Linked DNA regions of Mus musculus: regions 2 and 3 are each linked to region 1. The links are chromatin loops, found by intact Hi-C in ENCODE. Cell type or tissue: heart. All regions are shown on one strand. Each heading gives the region's core, and the rest is flanking DNA. Links, peaks and the distances in the headings are about the cores only.

Evidence for each region. A loop is a pair of places that touch in the nucleus more often than their neighbours do. Peaks named below come from ENCODE experiments on the same cell type or tissue, not always from the same donor. Only the 100,000 strongest peaks of a DNase experiment are listed, where the experiment ranks them.
Region 2: it touches region 1 in a loop (3-fold over the local background); 3 of 42 quality-filtered maps call a loop at or near these places.
Region 3: it touches region 1 in a loop (7-fold over the local background); 13 of 42 quality-filtered maps call a loop at or near these places.

The regions. Positions count from the first base shown.
Region 1 is chr3:10,437,384-10,443,967 of GRCm38, reverse strand. Snx16 (sorting nexin 16) reads left to right here and starts at 3,838. Exons shown (of 8, transcript NM_029068.4): 1 at 3,838-4,053; 2 at 5,684-6,157. The coding sequence starts at 5,783. In heart, for the core only: a CTCF peak has its summit at 3,797; DNase peaks (open chromatin) are centred at 3,897 and 4,377; H3K4me3 peaks cover 1,408 bases; H3K27ac peaks cover 1,077 bases.
Region 2 is chr3:10,328,588-10,335,171 of GRCm38, reverse strand. Impa1 (inositol (myo)-1(or 4)-monophosphatase 1) reads left to right here and starts at 3,733. Exons shown (of 9, transcript NM_018864.6): 1 at 3,733-3,850; 2 at 6,164-6,229. The coding sequence starts at 6,167. It overlaps Slc10a5 (solute carrier family 10 (sodium/bile acid cotransporter family), member 5), which reads left to right. Exons shown (of 1, transcript NM_001010834.2): 1 at 1-3,438. The coding sequence ends at 878. In heart, for the core only: a CTCF peak has its summit at 3,852; DNase peaks (open chromatin) are centred at 3,871 and 4,021; H3K4me3 peaks cover 1,460 bases; H3K27ac peaks cover 887 bases.
Region 3 is chr3:10,347,378-10,353,961 of GRCm38, reverse strand. Zfand1 (zinc finger, AN1-type domain 1) reads left to right here and starts at 2,645. Exons shown (of 8, transcript NM_025512.3): 1 at 2,645-2,720; 2 at 5,410-5,452. The coding sequence starts at 2,666. In heart, for the core only: no CTCF peak of the experiment used is centred there; a DNase peak (open chromatin) is centred at 2,591; H3K4me3 peaks cover 1,490 bases; H3K27ac peaks cover 1,350 bases.

The DNA of each region.
Region 1 (6,584 bases), core at 848-5,847:
TTTCTGCAAAACAAAATTCCACTGAAGAGGTGTGGGCGTTGGAATCACTAACCAGAAAGAAAAAAAGAAAACATTAAAATTTAATTCACTCATTTTCATTCATTTATTTGCTCAACTTGGCCCTACCAAACTTAGCCAGAAGTTCTGTTGATCAATGGAGAAGAAAACCCCACCTTTATTGACCTCAAGGTGTTTCCATTCTGGTCCAGAAAGGCAGATGCAGTGATAATCGCATCTGATAGGACAGGAATTGACAACCCACCCAGGAGGTTGTCAAAAGGAATGTGGGCACCGATGTAGGGGGACAGAAAATCACAGGCAAAAGCACTGTCAAATCATATAAAGAGAAAAAAATGTGAGAGATCAGAGCGGCAAATGATTGCTACAGTTGGACTTTCAGACACATTTTTCTATGGCAAGTCCCCAGGAGTAGCCAATTGATTGATTTAGCTAACTGTGAGCAATATAAGCATCATGAAGAAACTTATAGTCTCTGAAAAGTATTTCATTTTGCAAATTAGAACCAGAAACTAAAATGATCTTGGAAATAAAAGTGTGTATACCGGTCCAGCTATTAAAAAAAAAAAAACCTGAAATTATGGGATAGCTTATTTGGTGTTAGGAGATGTGGGCAGATAGATACCTAATGCATAACTCAGTCCCTGCGCATGATTGGGTAACCACAGATGACATAAGGTCAGTTTGCATTCCAAGCCAAGAACAAAAGGCTAACCGAGGGTGGCTTCCTTGATTCTATAGAGTAGGCATTCCATAGGAAGGCATTACTGATAAGGTCATAATCGGTGTAGTCTAAAAGACGATCTCTACGTCCAACTTCACCCCCAGAAAACCTTTCAGTTCCATTAGGCTGTCCCCTAACCCTCCCTCCACACCCGCACAAGCTGTGTCCTCTCTCAAGCTTGTTATGGAAATCCCCCAAATGTCGGACGCTAGTTGAAAATGTAGCAGAAAGAACTTCAAAGACAGCTAGAAAAGGATCGAGTGTATGAATTGGCTCTCAGAGCTCAAGAAAAGAGTCGGGATCCTTCTCGGCAAAACCGAGGCTTCTCATGGACCACACCCATCCTTTCTGCACCTGACTTGCAGGAAGAGATTTCCACACCGCAAGAAAAATAGTCAATGACAGCAGTCATGTCTGCCTTACACTCATCTCAAATGATTCTCGTTCCGAATGTAAGAAGCTGGAGAGCTCGCACATCCAGCCAGGGCCTCAGGTGTCAGGTTGCCATGCCTTGCTGACCTCCCAGCTCTCCCGGAGCTAGATCACCTGTGGTTCTTTCTCTAGACTCACAAGGTCATGGCACTGAGAAAATAGAGCACATGAGTACAGATCCTAAATAGCAAGATTACAGGAACGCCCCCTATGGAGTACAAGTGCGAATCACAGAATTAATTATTTTTAAATTTAATGGGGTCACTTCATGTTCGTTTTTTAATTGTAAATTACTGAGGAAGTGTTTTCCTGTATTATAAATATCATATTTCTATACAGAGTTATCGAAGTGATAAACTAATAATGTTCCCTTATGAACTACCACACTTTATTATCTGTGTAGGTTTATGTGTGGTGTATATGCTTGTATGAGTGTTCACACGTATGTAGTACATGAAGAGGTCTACATACTTGTATGCAGATTGGGCAGGTATCACCCTTAATTGCTCTTTACCTTCTGAGGCAAGGTCTGTCACTGAACCTGGAACTAATTCAGACAGTCTAGGAGCCAATTTGCTCAAGAGATCCTGGGGTCCACCTCCCAAGAACTGGGATTAAACATATATATGAGCGTACATAGGTGTGCATGCCCGCACACCCACTCCTGGCTGTTCTTTGTGGGTACTGGGGAACTGAACTCTGGTCCTCACACTTGCCCAGCAAGTGCTTTATCCAGAGAGCCATCTCCTCATCCCAATTTAAATAATTGTAAGACTCCTGTCTGTGTCCACTCCTGGTTTTCAGTTTGCCTGTGTTACTTGCAGTTTTGGTTTTTACACTAAAACACAATCTTTGACCGTATTTAAGCAAAAGGCTAATATGTTGAAAAACTCACTAGGCTATTTCACAGAGTCTAAGGGAAGTCAAGAGGGGAGAAAGAATGGATCAATCTTAGAGAAATTAGCAGGGGGGCTTTCCAGACTTCTCACCACAGATACTCCTATGACATTAGTTTCTGTGGCATCAATCTTATGCCTTTGCTCAGCCACACCTCCATTTTAATTCTTTGGAAAGAGGCACCTGTTGGACACAAGTTGGATCAAATATGCTACTTGAAAAAAAAATCCAGCTTAATAAAAATGTATCTAAACCGGGATATAAACCTAGCCACAAGAGAAGCCAAATGTACAGAAGATAGAGCAATTCCTTAGGAGGGGAAATAATATATCTTTCCATTTCAAATGCTTCTTTTATCCTGTAGTTTTTACATCTTCTCGCTCACCCCACTATCACCTCAGGCTGATAAAAGCTATGCATCTTGTCTAACGATACCTTGGGTGAGCTCAAATGCCCTCTTATTATACATACATAAAAGTACACAACACAAAAGTCAGAAAAATAATCTTATTCTGTAAGCTGTGTAAACAGTTCATTTCTATTGTGGACCACTGCATAGAGTGTAAACTAAAAGTCTATAAGTAGGAACCGGCCAGTATATATATAGATTATATTGTATATATAGATTATGTTGTAGCCCTTATCTGACAACACACAGAATGTTCTTCTTTGATTACTAAAAATGTCTAGTTATCTCCTGAAAGTAAAATCTAGCCATTTATCAATACCAGAAAATATGCGATATATACATATGTATATATGTATATGTTTGTATATATGTATATCCTGTTATGTTCCACTCAATAATCTGAAAAAAAATTACTCAAACAGTTCCAACAACCTTTACAAGATCTTCATCTTTCTTCAAACTATGCTACCTGTACACTCTTATTTCTTGAGCGCTTTTCTTTCCTTGGCCCCTGGAGCCCTATTAAGAAAACTATTCCAAGGTTCATTTTTCTTTGCCTTACTTTTTTCTTCCCTTTATTCAATTATATTAATTCAAGGACAAAAAGGGCAATTTCATCCTGAAAATATCTTTATGTTTTCAACGAATTCTGTTTATCTCATACTTATTTCTCCAATAAAAGCTACACCTATGTCAGAAATCACATTATCATTTTGGAATCACCACTCTCAATTTTCCCCTTCTAGGTATCGCTCCAAAGCCCTAGAAATCATTGAATGATCTTTAAATAAGACAACTCGATTGTACTGACAAATGGTTCTGTAAACTTTGATATATAATATTAAATAATAGTGTTGCTGAAACACTAAAGGTTTTCAAATTAGCAAATCTAAGCAGCCTAATACTGTTTTCACTTGGGCTAAATTCAGAAATTCAGGCATTCAGGAATCTTTACCATAGTCCTAAATTACAGGGACAAATACACAATAAAATAGTGTTCTATCTGCCTACTCTTCAAATCAGTTGTCAATCCATCAAAGAAATGCTAATTATGGAAAATGACTAACCTTCTAGACCTCCCCCCCCAACCAGTGATAACTACAAGTCCCATGATGCAAAGCTCTAGCCCGAACTTATGCTAGCCAAAGTGCCTTCTGGGAATTGAAGTCTTCTCTTCATCTACTTGGCAAACTAGATATTGTAGCCCCATTTCTCAGAAACTCCCTAGTAATAAAGCCTGTGGAAAAAAAACTGTCGATTCCCTGTGATAAAATTAGATTTGTTCGGGCCACTGCAGAGACAGGGACCAGCAATCCCAGTGTGGGCCTCCGGGGGCGGTGCCGTGCTGTGACGTCACTTCCTGGAGCGGCATACCTCCCCCTCCCACTCGAGGCCGTCCCTTCCCTCGGTTCGCGGGAACCTGGCTGGGTGGCTGTGCCCAGGCACCGAGCGGCTGCTCCGGGGCGGAGGGTCACGTGAGGAGTCCGAGTGCCCGGGCAGGACGCGACCCGCCGCAGTCCAACAGGAGCCGCCTTCCTTCCCCTGACGGCGTGGGGTCGCGGAGCGCGCCGAGGTAGGACGCGGGGACACCTGCCGCCTGGACGGCGGGCGGGCGCGCGGGAGGCTGCGGGGCGCGGGGGAGCCTGGACCCCGCCGCACCCCTGGGCGCGCCTGGCCCGGGAGGACTGCAGGTGCGGGAGCCCGGCCTGAGGGCTCGCGGCCCGCGCGGACCGCGTCGCCCTGCCAGCTTCCCCGGGCCTGCGTTCCGCCACCGTGCTGTCACCCTCCTCCCCAGGTAGCGCGGGAGCATCCTCCTGGGTACGAGGTCAGGCGCCCCCGAAGAAGGCGACACGCCCTCCCTCCGCCGCTCGGCGCTCCCGCGGGTGGAAGTCCCCGGGCGCACCCCGAGGCCGCCCTTGGCAGCCCGGGGCCTCAGGTGGCAGATGTCAGAGGCCAGCGCCGGAGCTACGAGAATCCTGCGCGGTTCTTCTGGGGAGGTGCGGGGTGGGGGTCAGGATTCACCCAAGGGGTGAGTCCGTAGCTCAAGTTTCTTGAATGTTCCACAATAAGGAAGGTTGCACTGGCCGCGTGAGGTTAGACACCCTGTTTAAACTTCCTACATCCAGAGGGGACAGCTTGCTAAGAGGACAGTAAATAAAGTTGGGCTGGTAGACCCCCTGTTGCTGTGTATAAATAGACCTGTCATTTCTCCTGGTCGCTACTTAACATTTCTGAGTTTATTACTTAACGTCGTAATGGTAAGTCATTACTTCTTTATTCTACAAAATTATTCAGACATACAATATAACCATCTTTTGGACCTTAGGTTATTGAGAATGAATAATCTAGAATCAAAAAGCAAAACTTTTAATGATTTAATTTGATTGACTGTAAACCTGATACCTTCCCCCCCCCTTTTTTTTCGTTAACTTTACCAAGTTTGCATTTGAAATATATTTGATGCTAAGTTTAAAAAAAAATGTTACTTTCAAGACAGTTGTTGCTGGCTTGGTAGTACAGGTGTGTATCCCAGCACCTATGGAGGCTGCAAGATCAAAAGTTCAAACCTACCTAGGCTACTTACTTAGCAAGTTCACAGGCAACAACCTTGTAAGACCCTGCCTAAAAATTAACATATTTTTTAAGGAAGAGGTTTAGAATGCATGCATAGCATTGCAAATCTCAATCAAAGTAAAAGAGCATTCCTTAGTAATAATCAAACTTCGGACTGACTATGATTAGCCTGTGTAAATCCTTGGGAGTTTCAGTAATTCTATAAAAAAGTAAAATGAATGACTTTTTTCCTTCTTCTGTTCCTATGTTGCATATAGTACAACCAGGACGACAAAACTTCTCCTTCTGCTTCCATTTTTTGAGTGGGAGTAGACAGGAAATATGTTTGAATGTATGTTAGGATTAAGTCCATTTAAAATGAATATTGCAAAAAATAAAGAAAAGTAGACCAAAGGGAAAAAAAAAGAAGAAATATGTATATCATAAGGGTCAAGAAAAGAGATGTAAAATAAGTTTGTTCTCCTAACCATGTAAACAAGAGTCCACAGAGGTAAATCAGATTACAGGATGATGTTACCCATGTCTTCATAGGTAATTGAGTGTCACAAATTAAGAGAAGCACTTTCTTTTCTATTGGTTTGAGTTCTAGGTTGAAGTCTAATTCTTCAATATGTCCTTCTCATTTTTAGATAGTGAATTCCTAAGAAGAAAGCAATGAACTGCATATTGGTTGTTCTTTAAGTGTTTGGACTCAAAGGTGTACAAGTTTGTTGCCAAGGCCAAAGAAGATGGCAACCCCGTATGTCCCAGTTCCAATGCCAATAGGAAACTCCGCTTCCAGCTTTACAAACAACAGAAATCAAAGGAGTTCTTCTTTTGGCAGTGTTTCCACAAGCTCAACCTCTTCCAAAGGCCAGTTAGAGGACTCAGCTGTGGGCAGTCTTAAGCAGACGAATGTCCAGGATCAGATGGACAGTGCATCATCAATGTGTGGTAGTCCTCTCATTAGGACTAAATTTACAGGGACAGATTCATCCATTGAGTATTCTGCTAGACCAAGAGAGGCTGAAGAGCAGCATCCTGAGGCAGTGAACTGGGAAGACAGACCTTCAACACCTACAATTCTAGGTTACGAGGTTATGGAAGAGCGGGCCAAATTCACTGTAAGTATTGGCTTCTGCTGCACACCAGTAAGAAGAAAAAGACTGGTTTACTGGTATGCGTGTGTGTGCTGGTTAAGGCAAGCCTGTACTGCAGATTCTTGACCACGTGGTCTTTGGGTCCAGTTGTTCTGGTGCTAGGCTTATGAGAGTTACCCGTGATCGTGCATAAAGTTAGGCAGCTCATTTTTATTGCTAGCAATACTTGTCTTTTGAGGTTCTTTCTGACTGTGCTCTTCTTGTACCGATCACTTGGCAACTATATGTATGCATTCCCATTTACAATCTACTTAGGAGTAAAGTTGTTAGTTCCGTAGCTCAGCATTGGAAAATACTGGTGAGCCATGTTCTGTAGCGGGGGATACCATTGCAGTGTGGGATTTCCACTCATTCCACACCTCCCTGGGGTGTTGCCTTTTTCTGTCCTTAT
Region 2 (6,584 bases), core at 922-5,921, 110 kb after region 1:
TGCTTGTCTTATCGATGATCCTTTTAAATAAATGTGCCTTTGGCTGCAAGATTGAATTCCAGGTGCTTCAAACAGTGTGGAAGAGACCTTTGCCAATACTTCTTGGGGTGGTTATACAGTTTTTTCTTATGCCATTCTGTGGCTTTCTCTTGTCTCAGATTTTGGGCTTGCCTAAGGCACAGGCTTTTGGATTTGTAATGACCTGCACATGCCCAGGAGGAGGTGGGGGCTATCTCTTTGCTCTCCTTCTGGAAGGGGATGTCACTTTGGCCATTTTGATGACTTGCACATCAACGTCCCTGGCCCTCATCATGATGCCTGTCAACTCATACTTTTACAGTCGGCTACTGGGCTTAGCAGGTGCATTTCACGTCCCTGTGTTAAAGATTGTGTCTACTCTTCTTTTCATACTTATGCCAATGTCGACTGGTGTCATCATTAAACACAAGATGCCTGCGAAAGCAATCTGTTTAGAGAGAGTAGTGCGGCCTCTGAGCTTGACTTTAATGTTCGTGGGCATCTACTTGGCTTTCCGGATGGGACTAGTGTTTCTGAGAATGGCTAACCTAGAGGTGTTTCTATTGGGGCTTCTGGTTCCTGCACTGGGCCTTTTGTTTGGCTATTCCTTGGCTAAAGTCTACTTGCTGCCTCTTCCTGTTTGCAAGACGGTTGCTCTCGAAACTGGGATGTTGAATAGTTTCTTAGCTCTGGCCATCATTCAGCTTTCCTTTTCCCAGCCCAAGGCACACGAAGCCTCCGTAGCCCCCTTTACAGTAGCCATGTGTTCCAGCTGTGAAATGTTACTGCTCCTTCTGGTCTACAAGGCTAAGAGAAGGCCATCCCTTAGCACAGAATATGAAAAAACTCCTCTAGTTTAAAATGTACAGCAGATGCACTATAGTCACCTTCAAGCTGGTTAAAAGCTTGACATGGGAGGTGAGGAGATCATTTCTTCTAGTACCTGTATGTGTATGTCTTATATATGTGTGTGTGACATACAGGTGCGTATAACATGTTACATGTGTGCACGTGTATGTGTTTGCATGTGTATTATACATTACCCTAACCTAGCCTAATCCAAATGGTTTAACATTTTCCTGTCAGTGTTCTTGCCTATAGTGTTTTGGGCTGATACAACCAAATCTGTTCTTTCTTATGTCACTAAGTCCAGTGTACAAAAAGCATGATTTACAAAAGACCTGATGGTGTGGTGGTGGATGTCTATCCTGATCAGAAAAGCAGTGGCTACCTCCCTGGAGCATTTGGCTTTTCAACAGAAATGCCCGTTCAGAGGCTCAAACTATAAATGCATTTGCGTAATACCAACCTATGGAGGTGCCACCATTTGCCCATCAAAGGCCAGGCAGCTCTCTTTCTAGCTGTGCTTGATGGCACTGAGAATGTGTCACGTCAGCTTTCAAATCTGTAAAACACAGACGTCCACATAGGTTTAAGATACAGGTTAACCCGACATGTGCTTTGTGGGATAGCTTTATGCATCATTAAATGTATTAAATCAAATAAGGATTAAGTTACCCAAATACCTTGCTCTTAAGAGCAAGAGGGATGCCAGGCAGTGGGACTGCCATGAGTTTGAACCTAGCTTAGTCTAGTGAGTGAGTTCCAGGAGAGCCTACCTCGATTAATCAAACAGTAAACAAACGCAGAAAGTATTGATGGGCCAGGTTTTAAATTTTGATTTTAGTTTTAAGTTTGTAGCTCTGAGGAATGATAAGTCCACTCCACTATGCATAGAATAACAATTCTATGATGATAATAATATATATTCTAATGATCTGGAACCTGTTAACACTACAGAGAATGTTAGCTTATTTTGATCAGTGTTTGCAGCTCCTACCTATGTTCCATCAATCATGAAACCATATTGAATAACATGGAGATAGACTCTACTCCTGAGTAGCTCACCTGGCTTATGGAGACTCCACCATTTTAATCTCAGTCAATAATTCTCCAGTGAACTTTGGGACACCACATAAGTTTTAGCATTTGCTTAAGTGACTAGAACAGAACCCCTCCCACCCCAGTGTATGTGTGTGTGTGTGTGTGTGTGTGTGCAGTCATGTGAGTGTACATGTTTGTGTGTGCTTAGAGTTTTCTTCTTGTCATGTATGGAGGTCTCTATAGACATCAGAGCCACCTCCACACACTCAGCAACAGGGTTCTGTATTGTGTGACACCAGCCTGCAGTCAGTGCTGCTATAACGGAATCAGAACATCAGACTCCTTTGTGCGCTTGGCTTTCAGCAGGCACTTGGCAGGAGAATGGATTGTGCTGAGTTACCTGACTGTAGCAAGGAAGAAGCAGCAGAGGCTGCAATGAGCCCCATGGAGTCCTGCTCATCTGATGGAGGAAGCTAGCGATCATTTAATGTAAAGACATCTGATACCTGGTCCCTCATCTGTCCTGCTTTGCAATGTCAGGGGAGGCTCTTTCACTCATACAGCATGCATTTGATAAGATTTTTATTTTCAAACAACTGATAATAGAGGACCCCAAAACCAAGCTCTTGAAGGTCTTTTGTGGAAGAGCAAAAAACCATGAGTATGTGATAGACACCCACATCAGTGTCTTAAGGCAGCAGGCTTCAGAAGAGTAGACTCATTTTGTCTTTGTGGGTTTATCAATCCGATTTGCTGTCCCTGCCACTCATCTCTGAGACATGTTACATGTTGTTGATAATTTCTTGTTTTGATTCCTGAGAACCAATCACTTCACAAGTAATTATGCCAGGGCATTGTGGTCATCTTGTGGGTAGGTCATCTGGATAGAGTTCCACTTAAAAGTAACATACTTACCATGGTACTGTTCCACGTGAGGAAACATTTTAAGAACCATAAACTAGCCTTTGTTGGTCATCCAGAGCAAGTGGTTGAGCCATGAAGATTCTCTGCGGATTTTGGAGTCAGGGTGCTATGCTCTTGTTGTGTGAGTTTGGGACAAATCCCCTGACTTCTCCAAGCTTTGTTTTCCTCATCTGTATTGTGCAGGGACTCTTCATGAAACCGTTCTAACACTTATGTTTAAGCACGTAAGAGCACAAGTGCTGTCTGGTGTGGTGGCAGGTGCCTGTAGCCCGAAAGTGGAGGCAGGATGCTCAAAGACTTCAGAAGCCAACCTATGCTACATAATGGAACACTGCTAAAAATCGACGCCTTTGAAAGCGGCTCAAAGACAGGGTGCTTGTATAGTATTTACAAAGCCTATGGTCCTTAGTATTGAGGGCTGCAGGTGCGGAGAGCAACTGCCTGCCGCCGTCAAGTCCACAACAAACAACCTGTATCTAAGTGAATTATGGAGAAGAGAGTTGGTGCAAAAAATAAAAATAAAAATCTCCTTTAGGCTTACAGGTTTAACAAATGAGAGTGCCCAATGACAGTCACAACTCCAATTTAGCTGTAGCCGAAGAGCAGAATGGGAAATGGGAAAATATAAACTAATAAAGAAATTTAACTAATATAATTTATATATAATTTAATATATAATATATAATATATTATATATATTTAATTTCACTAATATATAACATATATGATATAAACTAATAAAAAAATAAACTAATAAAGACAAAAGTGGAGATTTGAAAACGGGATTCTTAGAGAAGAAAGGGTATGCAGGAGAATGCCAGAACACGGTAACTTCAACCGGACCAGCCCTTACAAAGGCAAATTCGGCCCGGCTTACACCTCCAGTCTGAGCGAAGACGTGAAGGCGGGGTTTTAATGGGGCGGGACTTCCTGTCGGAGCAATCCCCGTTACCTCCGGAAGAGCCGAAGAACCGAGCCCTCGGACGCCGGCGGTTGAGCATCGATCGCGGTGCGCTCGCGCGAGGTGAGTCGGTTCTGTCCCTGGCTTCCGTGCAGCGTTATTCGGTGGCCGAGGCGGGGGGTTGTGCGGGCTGCAGACAAGCTCTCCCCATGCTGGGCCGGGGCGCCTGCCGGGCCCTCCTCCCGGCGGTGCTCTCCGTAGCGCTCCGGAAACAGCCGAGCGGGTTCGCCAGGCGGTCCTCGATCTCTGAGGTTCTGTGTCGCAGAATGAGCCCGGCTCTGCCCAAGCCCTCAGGGCTCTACACGGCAAGTTCCCTGGCTCACGAATTTACAGGATTAGGGGTGAACAAGACCAGGTCCGGTGATGTCCTGCGTCGGGAGCGGGGCCTGTATAGGATAGAAACAATTTTAAGTCTGTATGATTTTGTTCCCAAAGTGAGGGTGATAGAATATGACCCCCGTGAAAACAAGTCTTGAAGCAAAGGTCTTTGAAATAAAAGGGTTTATTGAGCCATTAATATATATCAGCTAGGAAATGGACCAAGACTTGGGGCACATTTTGTAAACTACCAGCAACAAAGCTAAAAAAGTGCCTCTGATGAGCTAACGCTATAATTGAATTTCAAGGCACAGGCTTTTAAAGTCTCTATTCTTGCCCCCCACCATGCTCCACAAAGCCAGAACAAACCCCAGAGAACTGTTACCTAATTAACTTCCCTTGTGTCTTCCCTCTTCTGGACCTCTACATTTTAGGGCACCTCAGAAATTTTTATTTATCAGCCTCCTTTCCTCAAGGAATATTAGAACTGATTAAGAAGATGTAGCATGCATTATAAATGACCAAATGTTGCATAGCAACAGCAGTTTTTCTGCAACTGTCTATTGCTTGATATCTGTTGGGTTGAAGATTCGATGGATGGCTTTTGAAACAGTCCTGGGGAGTCAGGAGGTGTTCTGTTCATGTTGTCACAAGGTAAAGTGTGAGTGGCTTGAGGAAGCAAGTGGTGAGGAGGCAAGCCCAGCCCAAGAATGTCCAGTTGTGACAGAATAGAAGAGAGCAGTAAGAACAAGTGTGACCAAGTTTGGAAAGCATTCTTGAAGAGCTGTAAGGAGTTTATTCTATAACTCAAAGCGCCTTTTATATGCTTGCTTGGACGCTTGGATCACAGGAAAAGGCGCTTAGGCGTGAGGGCAAATGTCTGTAATCCCACCAGCATTCTGAAGACTAAGCGAGGATGCTCAAAGCTTGAAGCCCACCTTATATCAATAAGAAGGAAGGTGAAGCCGTAGCCAGCAGCATCTGGTTGTGTCTGTCTGCTCTGTGTCCCTGCGCTTCTCCGTGTACCTGACGCTCTTACAGGGGAAGCACAGGGTGTGACTTGTCCTGGGAAGCAGGCAGAGCGGCCACCTTTCCTGGGCATGAGCACTTCCATGCTTCCCTGGGCTAGGGGCCCACGTTAGTGTTAGTGCGGTCAAGCCTGGGGTGAGTCTGGAGAGGTCAGCAGAAAGCTGTCAAGTCACTTGCTCACATTTCCCCTGCCTGAAGTCTAGGAGGCAAATGGCACCTTTGCTTTTAGACATAGAGTTTTCTTCTCTCAAACGTGGTAAGGGAAAGCAGGGAACTTTCCCATCAGAATTGAGCATACGTTCTGTAAAATCTGCTCATATAATACGGGGCAAAGTACTTGTAATCTGTGAACCTTAAAACTTCACCTTTACCTTATTTAATTCCATGTGCAAAGCACTGAACTCCCTGGAGTTGAGTTAATACAGGCAGCCTTTGTTCCTTGGTCTTTAAAAGTGCTTTGATTCCAGCCTTCCCATGTTCTTTACCTTGCTCCCCACCCACTCCTACACCTACCCGTTAGACCATGTCTTGACCTCATCTGAGCTTGACCTAAGCTTCAGGGGCATCCCCACGCTACCCCCACCCCCACACTATGATATGGTATAGCTACAACCCAAAATGTGATATTGTGTGGTCACTTGGGAGACAGCTTCATAGAACATTGTTTGCTATGATAATAACTCGTTGGTAATCGCAGTACTTGGAAAGTACAGACGGGGTCAGGAGTTCAAGGTCATCCTTCGCTTTGAGACTAGCCTGGGCTATGAGACTAGCCTGGGCTATGAGTCTAGCCTGGGCTATGAGACACTGACTCAAAGCAACACTAGTAACAAAAAAGTCTTACTACGAGGTGAAATATATAATATTTCAAAATGATTTTTTACTGGGACTATATGTGGGGAAAAATTGAACTATCAACCAGGGAAAGGGTGGATCAAAATCAAACCGTTGCTAATTGAGATGCTTGTGTAAGTGAGTGTCTGCATGATTCGTAACTGTTTTGTGCTGATCTCTGTTGGCTGTGTTTAGATAATGGCAGACCCTTGGCAGGAGTGCATGGACTATGCAGTAATCCTCGCGAGGCAAGCTGGAGAGGTATGAACTACAGTCTGGGTGCTGAAGGGGGCCGTAGTGTGTGGTGTAGATATTACAGAGCAGTTTTGGTCAACAAAGCATGCTTTGAGTAATCTACATGTGCAGTTTAATTAAACTGTAAATACAGTGAAAATGGCTGATTTCCTGTGTGCATGTGTGCGCGTGTGAGGCTGGGGGTGGAGCCTAGGCCTGGGCTAATCTGAGGAACCATGGGCATGGCGCTTCTAGCTGGATGTTTCAGTTTGTAATGTTAACCTGACCACGGCGGTCATGAATCTAAAATAAGATATGAAATTACATACTATTTCCCTAAAGTGTTTTGTTTTGCAGACATTTTGGAAAGAACATATTTAAG
Region 3 (6,584 bases), core at 598-5,597, 90 kb after region 1:
AGGAGATGTCTGATGTCCCGAGGGACAGAACTATACCTGCACCTTCCTTGCAAGATGTGTATGCTGAAAGCAGAGTAGGGGACAAAGGGTTTCCTAAATGTACCGGATAAGGACCAACGTATAGGCAATTACAGTTTCTTACAGCCATTCCCAACCCTTTAATTGGACCCCAGGAGGAGGGTGGCAAGCATGCAGGTGATTCATAGTTTGAAGGAAATTTGGGAACCCTTGACATAGAAACATTCTAGAGAAAAGAAAATGGCACCTGCCATTAAAGAGCACTCAAAATTCTATTGGACAGGAGGGAGACATTGTGAAGCTGGAGATGGGGTAGAAGAGTCGAGGATGCAGCTGAAAAACTTTACTGAACAAACTACAGAATGCTGTGCCTAATGAAGAAATGAAGGGATATCTTGGGCAAGGAAATGACTTTTTACTCATAAAAATAATCCAGAGAATAAATAGAGAATGAAGAATGTTTCTAAAGAAGACTCCATGGTGTTTAGGGGGCATTTCCATGGCACACATAAGAAAGGGCAGGTTTGGGCATGCATTTGTGCTTCCTAGTGCAGTAGACTGCTTTAGTTAGAAATGGAATGGTACAGGAAAAAAAAAAGCCTTCATTTTGCACTTAAGTTTTATTGTCAAATAACACAGAGCATGTACTCATAACAGACTGCTAGAAATGGAGAGCTCATGTTTTTTTTTTTTTTTTTTAAAAGATTTTTATTTTACATGTATGAATATTTGACTACATACAAGTGTGCACTACATCCACCCCTTTATTTATTGTTATTTATTGTTCTTTTTTTTTTTTTTAATATGTAAGTACACTGTAGCTGTCTTCAGACACTCCAGAAGAAGGAGTCAGATCTCATTGTGAGTGGTTGTGAGCCACCATGTGGTTGCTGGGATTTGAACTCCGGACCTTCGGAAGAGCAGTCGGGTGCTCTTACCCACTGAGCCATCTCACCAGCCCGAGAGCTCATGTTTTTAAAAAAAGTTGTCATGACTAAGTATGGAGGTAGAGGAGTTTCTGATTCATTTATCACTGGAATTTCATCAGTGAGGATATATTTAACAAAGGGGTTGAACACAAATAGATGGAGAGATAGATTTTGGTAAATAATATCTAAAGAAAAAACCAGAAAAGGAGACTCGGGGATAGGAGTAGCTAAACTTTAGTCTTGGGCTGCTATGAGATCTCCAAGAGCTGAAAAAGAAATGTTCTGATTGGATTGGTGGGATATATATTTGCCATCTATTTAGAACATTCAGTCACGGTAACATTCTAGAAAATCTACTGTTGCTTGACTGTACCAACATTAGTAAAACGTAAGTTGCTGAGCCTTAGATTCAAGAAATCGCAAGGGCTGGGAGTTAGCTCTCTGAAAAAACTGTTTGCTGCCCAAGCCTGTGGTGTCTGTTCGAATATCCAGAATGCACTGAAAAAGTATGGTGTGTGGCAATTGTATTCACTTTACTCTTCAGGAGAGCATTTGAGTACCCTTAAGTCACATGGGAGACTATTCAGGTCTGCAGCTGATTGTCACTCATCCACTCTGATTGTGTCCAGTGTCTTGTCAGTAGAAAGACATCCCTTCCTACCCCACCTACAAGGCAAGGCCTCCCCTTAGTTCTAATGAAGAGGCTCGTCAGACATCAAACAGCTCCCTTCATCCTATGACCTAGGAGCTTGCCTCTGCAGTGTGCTCTCCTAACCGAGGAGCGATGTACACTTTAGTTGCATGTATTTTTTTTTTTCCTTACTAGAATTTTAACAAATAATTAAAAGAAGCCTTTAAATTAAAAACAAAAGCCTAATGCTTTCATGGTGAGGGCATTTACTTCAAACTAAAACATCAAGACAATATAGTAATCAGTGTCCCGGTACCTCTCTTGATTGCTATAACATTTTTTTTTTTTGCTAGCATTCTTTTTTTTTTAATTAGGTATTTTCTTCAATTACATTTCCAATGCTATCCCAAAAGTCCCCCATGCCCTCCCCCCACTCTCCTACCCACCCACTCCCACTTCTTGGCCCTGGCGTTCCCCTGTACTGGGGCATATAAAGTTTGCAAGACCAAGGGGCCTCTCTTCCCAATGATGACCGACTAGGCCATCTTCTGCTACATATACATGAGCTCTGGGGGTACTGGTTAGTTCATATTGTTGTTCTACCTATAGGGTTGCAGACTCCTTTAGCTCCTTCTTGCCAGGTCTTTGTTGGCTCCTGGGAATACAGTTACTTAAGAAATCAAGAAATCTTCGTGAGGGAGTTCTCAATTTTGGAGACTCAATGTAGAGAACAGCGAGTGCAGTTTCCAAAAGAGGAGCTAGGTTTTTCTCAAATTTGAGCCCGAGAACCTCAGCTACAAGAATTGAGTTCTACTAAGTCTCTTCTCTTTCTGGAGAGTGCTGGAACCTCCAGGAAGCGCGCAAGTGTCTTCAAGGCCCCGCCTCTCCTGTGGGCCCCGCCCCGCATGCTCGCCTCGCCCCATCGCGGAGTCCCGCCCCACCCCACCGGGGGTCCCGCCCCCGAAAGCCCCGCCTTGCCCCACTACAGGCCCCACCCACCTCACAGGACGCCCCGCCCTCGGTCCTGCCCGCTCCGGACTGACGTTCCCAGCGCTGCCCCGCCCCCTGCCCTTGCGGCGGTGGAAAGATGGCGGAGTTGGACATTGGGCAGCACTGCCAGGTGCAGCACTGCCGGCAGCGAGGTGACGCTGGAAGCCCCATTTTCATCCGCGGGAGACCTGGGCCGGGTTCTGACGGCCGGGGCGGTGGCGGCGGGTGAGGGAGGACGCGGGGCGTGAGCGACCTTCCAGGGTGATACTGGTGGTGTCTTTGTTACTGTTCCTCGGTGTAGGGGCGAACTTTGTGGCTCCCTTGGTTTGCACGCAGATCCCGAATGCACACCTTGCAGACTCCTCGGGGTATCCAGATGGCCTTGCTCAAGAAGCCCTGGTCGGCGAAGCGACTTAGATCAGGACTCCAGTTCCCCTCGGTCCTTACCATTGCCACCGTGGAGCATCCACTTTCCCAGGCTTTTTCTTGATTGATTTTTTATTTTTTTGTCTGACAAATGCGTTGAAGAGCATCAGTTTTCAGCAGTGTGTTCGCAGGTTTTTAGACGTCTTGGTGTTTCTAATATTAACTTAAGCTATTAGTTGCAGATCAGTAAACCACATTTTAGGAAGGTTTAATAAATACTATGGTAATGGTAGACCTTGTCATAAACATAGGCCCTGGTGGTATGCGTCAAAGTTCAGGGTGTTTAGACTCCTATAGCCGGCAAGTCCTTAAAGCGTCAGGCTCACAGTCTGTTAGATCGCACTCCAAATGTGAGCAGAGGGTTTCCTCATGCTGCAGCTTCTGTTAGTTCCTAACAAGGTCTTGAATGCAGCTCTTGGGTTTGGCCTGGATTCCTGCAGTAGGTGATGCCTGCACTAAGCAAAGGCAAGACAGGACGTGTTGTTGTATATGTCCTTTACCATTCACTCAGCAGATCAATTTTGTTTTTGTTTTTTGGTTTTTTTTCCCCATGTAGTCCTTTCCTAGGGAAGCTTGGCTATTTGAATTTGACTGTTAAGTTATATACATCTTGTCAGGTTGATTTACTAGTATGTCTAAATATATCTACCATCTGTGATATAGCTCATCCTTTCCAGTTTCACATATCTGTAGTGTTATTAAGATGAGGCCTATCTCTTGGACTAGCAGAAAGGGGGTGCAGTTAAGTAGGGATATGTGATGCTAAGAAATTATTTTAATCATAACTCTTCCTCCTGGGCTACCTTGAATGGCATATAATACTTGCTTGAACCCTCTAAGTCTCAAAATAGCAAACACAACCAATTTTTCCCATTGAAAGTGACATAATGGGCCAGTGACAAAGTCTGTAATCCAAACCTCGGCGTGTGTCTCAGACAGGAGCATGGCTGTAGGCAGGACCCTCATTCAGAGGCACTAGCCAGGAGTAAGACAGACCCTGCCTCAAAATCACAGTGGGAAGAGAGAACTGATTCCCGAAAAGTTATCCTCCACCCTCCATTTGTGTCAAACAAGAAAACACAACACACACACACAATAATAAGAAAAATAAATCTAAAAAAGTATAAAAATTCTGCAGATTATGTGTTTGAGTTTACATATTGACACATATCTCTAATTTCTTGGCATGAAATTGAAGCTCACAGTATTATGATTCGTTTAATAACAATAGTGATAGCTCACTAGGCGCTTCTCATTCTAGGAAAACATTCGGGCCCTTAGTCTGCAAGCATGATTACCTAGGGGGACCCTCTTGGCATTTTGGATTAAGATACCCTACAAGGTATCTTTTCTGGACTATTAAAGTTCTCTGTAAAGGACTGAGCAGTACTGTCTGGTTGCCATTGTGAAAGCAGTGTGACTGGGTTTGTGTAGCTTATGTGGCCACTTGCTGGGATTCATATATGAGATAGATTGAAGTCAGTTAGAAAGTGACTGAGCCAGGTATGGGGGCTCATACTGTATTTCCAGCACTCTAGAGTCTGAAAAAGGGGGAATGAGGAGTTTAGAGGCCAGCCTTGGCCATATGAGACCTGTGTCAAACAGAAAATAAACACAAAAAAGTGATTGTTTTTAATAATTAGTTTCTATAACTGAGGATTGATACTTGTGTGAACTTTACAAAGTATATGTATATAGACAGCATTAGTATGAATTAACTAATAAGGAATTATAGATATAAGTGAGATTGATACATACACATATATCTATGTGAGAGAGAGAAACATATATACAGCATATACTACATGTATATCTGCGGCTTTATTATTAAGTAAACTACTTACTATTGCTAGATTGATGTTAAATGGTGTCAGAATTAAAACCCAGAATTTTGACACCAAATGCATACATTCTGCAGCACACTGTTCTAAAAAAAAAAAAAAAATACCTAGTAAATCTTGGAAACAAAACAATGGAGAAAAATACCACCATTGTTTTTTTGTTTTGTTTTGTTTTAACAAAGTTACTAAGTAACATCTACCTCCCATTGATTGAGCCACTTTCCTAGAGTTGGAGATTTGGTACTTTTTGGTTAATAATGATTACATAGTAATGATATACTGGGTCATTGGAAAGAAATTTTTTCTTAGAGTTGGCAGCAGATTTTTTTGCTTAAGAAAACTAAATCAAGCCAGGCAGTGGTGGTGCACGCCTTTGATCCCAGCACTTGGGAGGCAGAGGCAGGCAGATCTCGGAGTTCCAGGCCAGCCTGGTCTACAGAGTAAGTTCCAGGACAGACAGGATTACTCAGAAAAACTATGTCTCGAAAAACCAAAACAACAAACAAACAAACAAACAAAACTACATCAAAATCAGACACTAACCAGGACCTACTATATTTTCCTCTAATTTTAGATTTTCTTCCATTTGTGTGTGATGGTTGTTCAGGAATATTTTGGTAAGTTACATTTGTATGTAGGATATGAAAAGAATTTTGGTGGTTGTCAATATGGAGTTAATTGTGACAAATATGATGTAAACCATAATTCAGTCAGTCTTTTCCACAAGTGACTACAACGCTGAATAGGAACTGTCAGTGGCTAAAGTTACAACACTCTTCTACATCATAATTCCAGCACTCTAGAGTCTGAAAAAGGGGGAATGGATTTGGAAAGTCATGCCTTGACTTTCATCCCTTCATTTACTGATTCAGTTCATAAACAATCTAGCAATAGTAAGTAGTTTACTTAATAATAAAGCCGCAGATATACATGTAGTATATGCTGTATATATGTTTCTCTCTCACACATAGATATATGTGTATGTATCAATCTCACTTATATCTATAATTCCTTATTAGTTAATTCATACTAATGCTGTCTATATACATATACTTTGTAAAGTTCACACAAGTATCAATCCTCAGTTATAGAAACTAATTATTAAAAACAATCACTTTTTTGTGTTTATTTTCTGTTTGACACAGGTCTCATATGGCCAAGGCTGGCCTCTAAACTCCTCATTCCCCCTTTTTCAGACTCTAGAGTGCTGGAATTATGATGTAGAAGAGTGTTGTAACTTTAGCCACTGACAGTTCCTATTCAGCGTTGTAGTCACTTGTGGAAAAGACTGACTGACTAGTCACAGTTTCTAATTGGCTACGCGTGTATGTCCTTAAGCATTAAGTTACCAGAAATGTATTCATGAATGTGCACTGTAAGATTATGTATCGTAATTACAGTGAGAGAATAATACCCATACTTTAAAGAAGTAGCTTTGAAAACTCTAGCCATAATTATTCTGTGTATTTTTGTGAACATACGTAAAGTGTCCAACCTATAATGTTCTCAAAATGGATAGTGCATGGTATTGGAACACAGACCTTGCAAATATGCCCTGGGTTCCACCCAAGGATTTGGAAAGTCATGCCTTGACTTTGCATCCCTTCATTTACTGATTCAGTTCAGAAGAAACTGTGAGACCCCTTGTTTGCATGCAGTTAAAGCACTCCAATTAAACATAGCTAGAATGGTGCATTGTTTATATTCAATTGCAGGTGAACACTTACGGTGAAAACATTTGAGACTGTA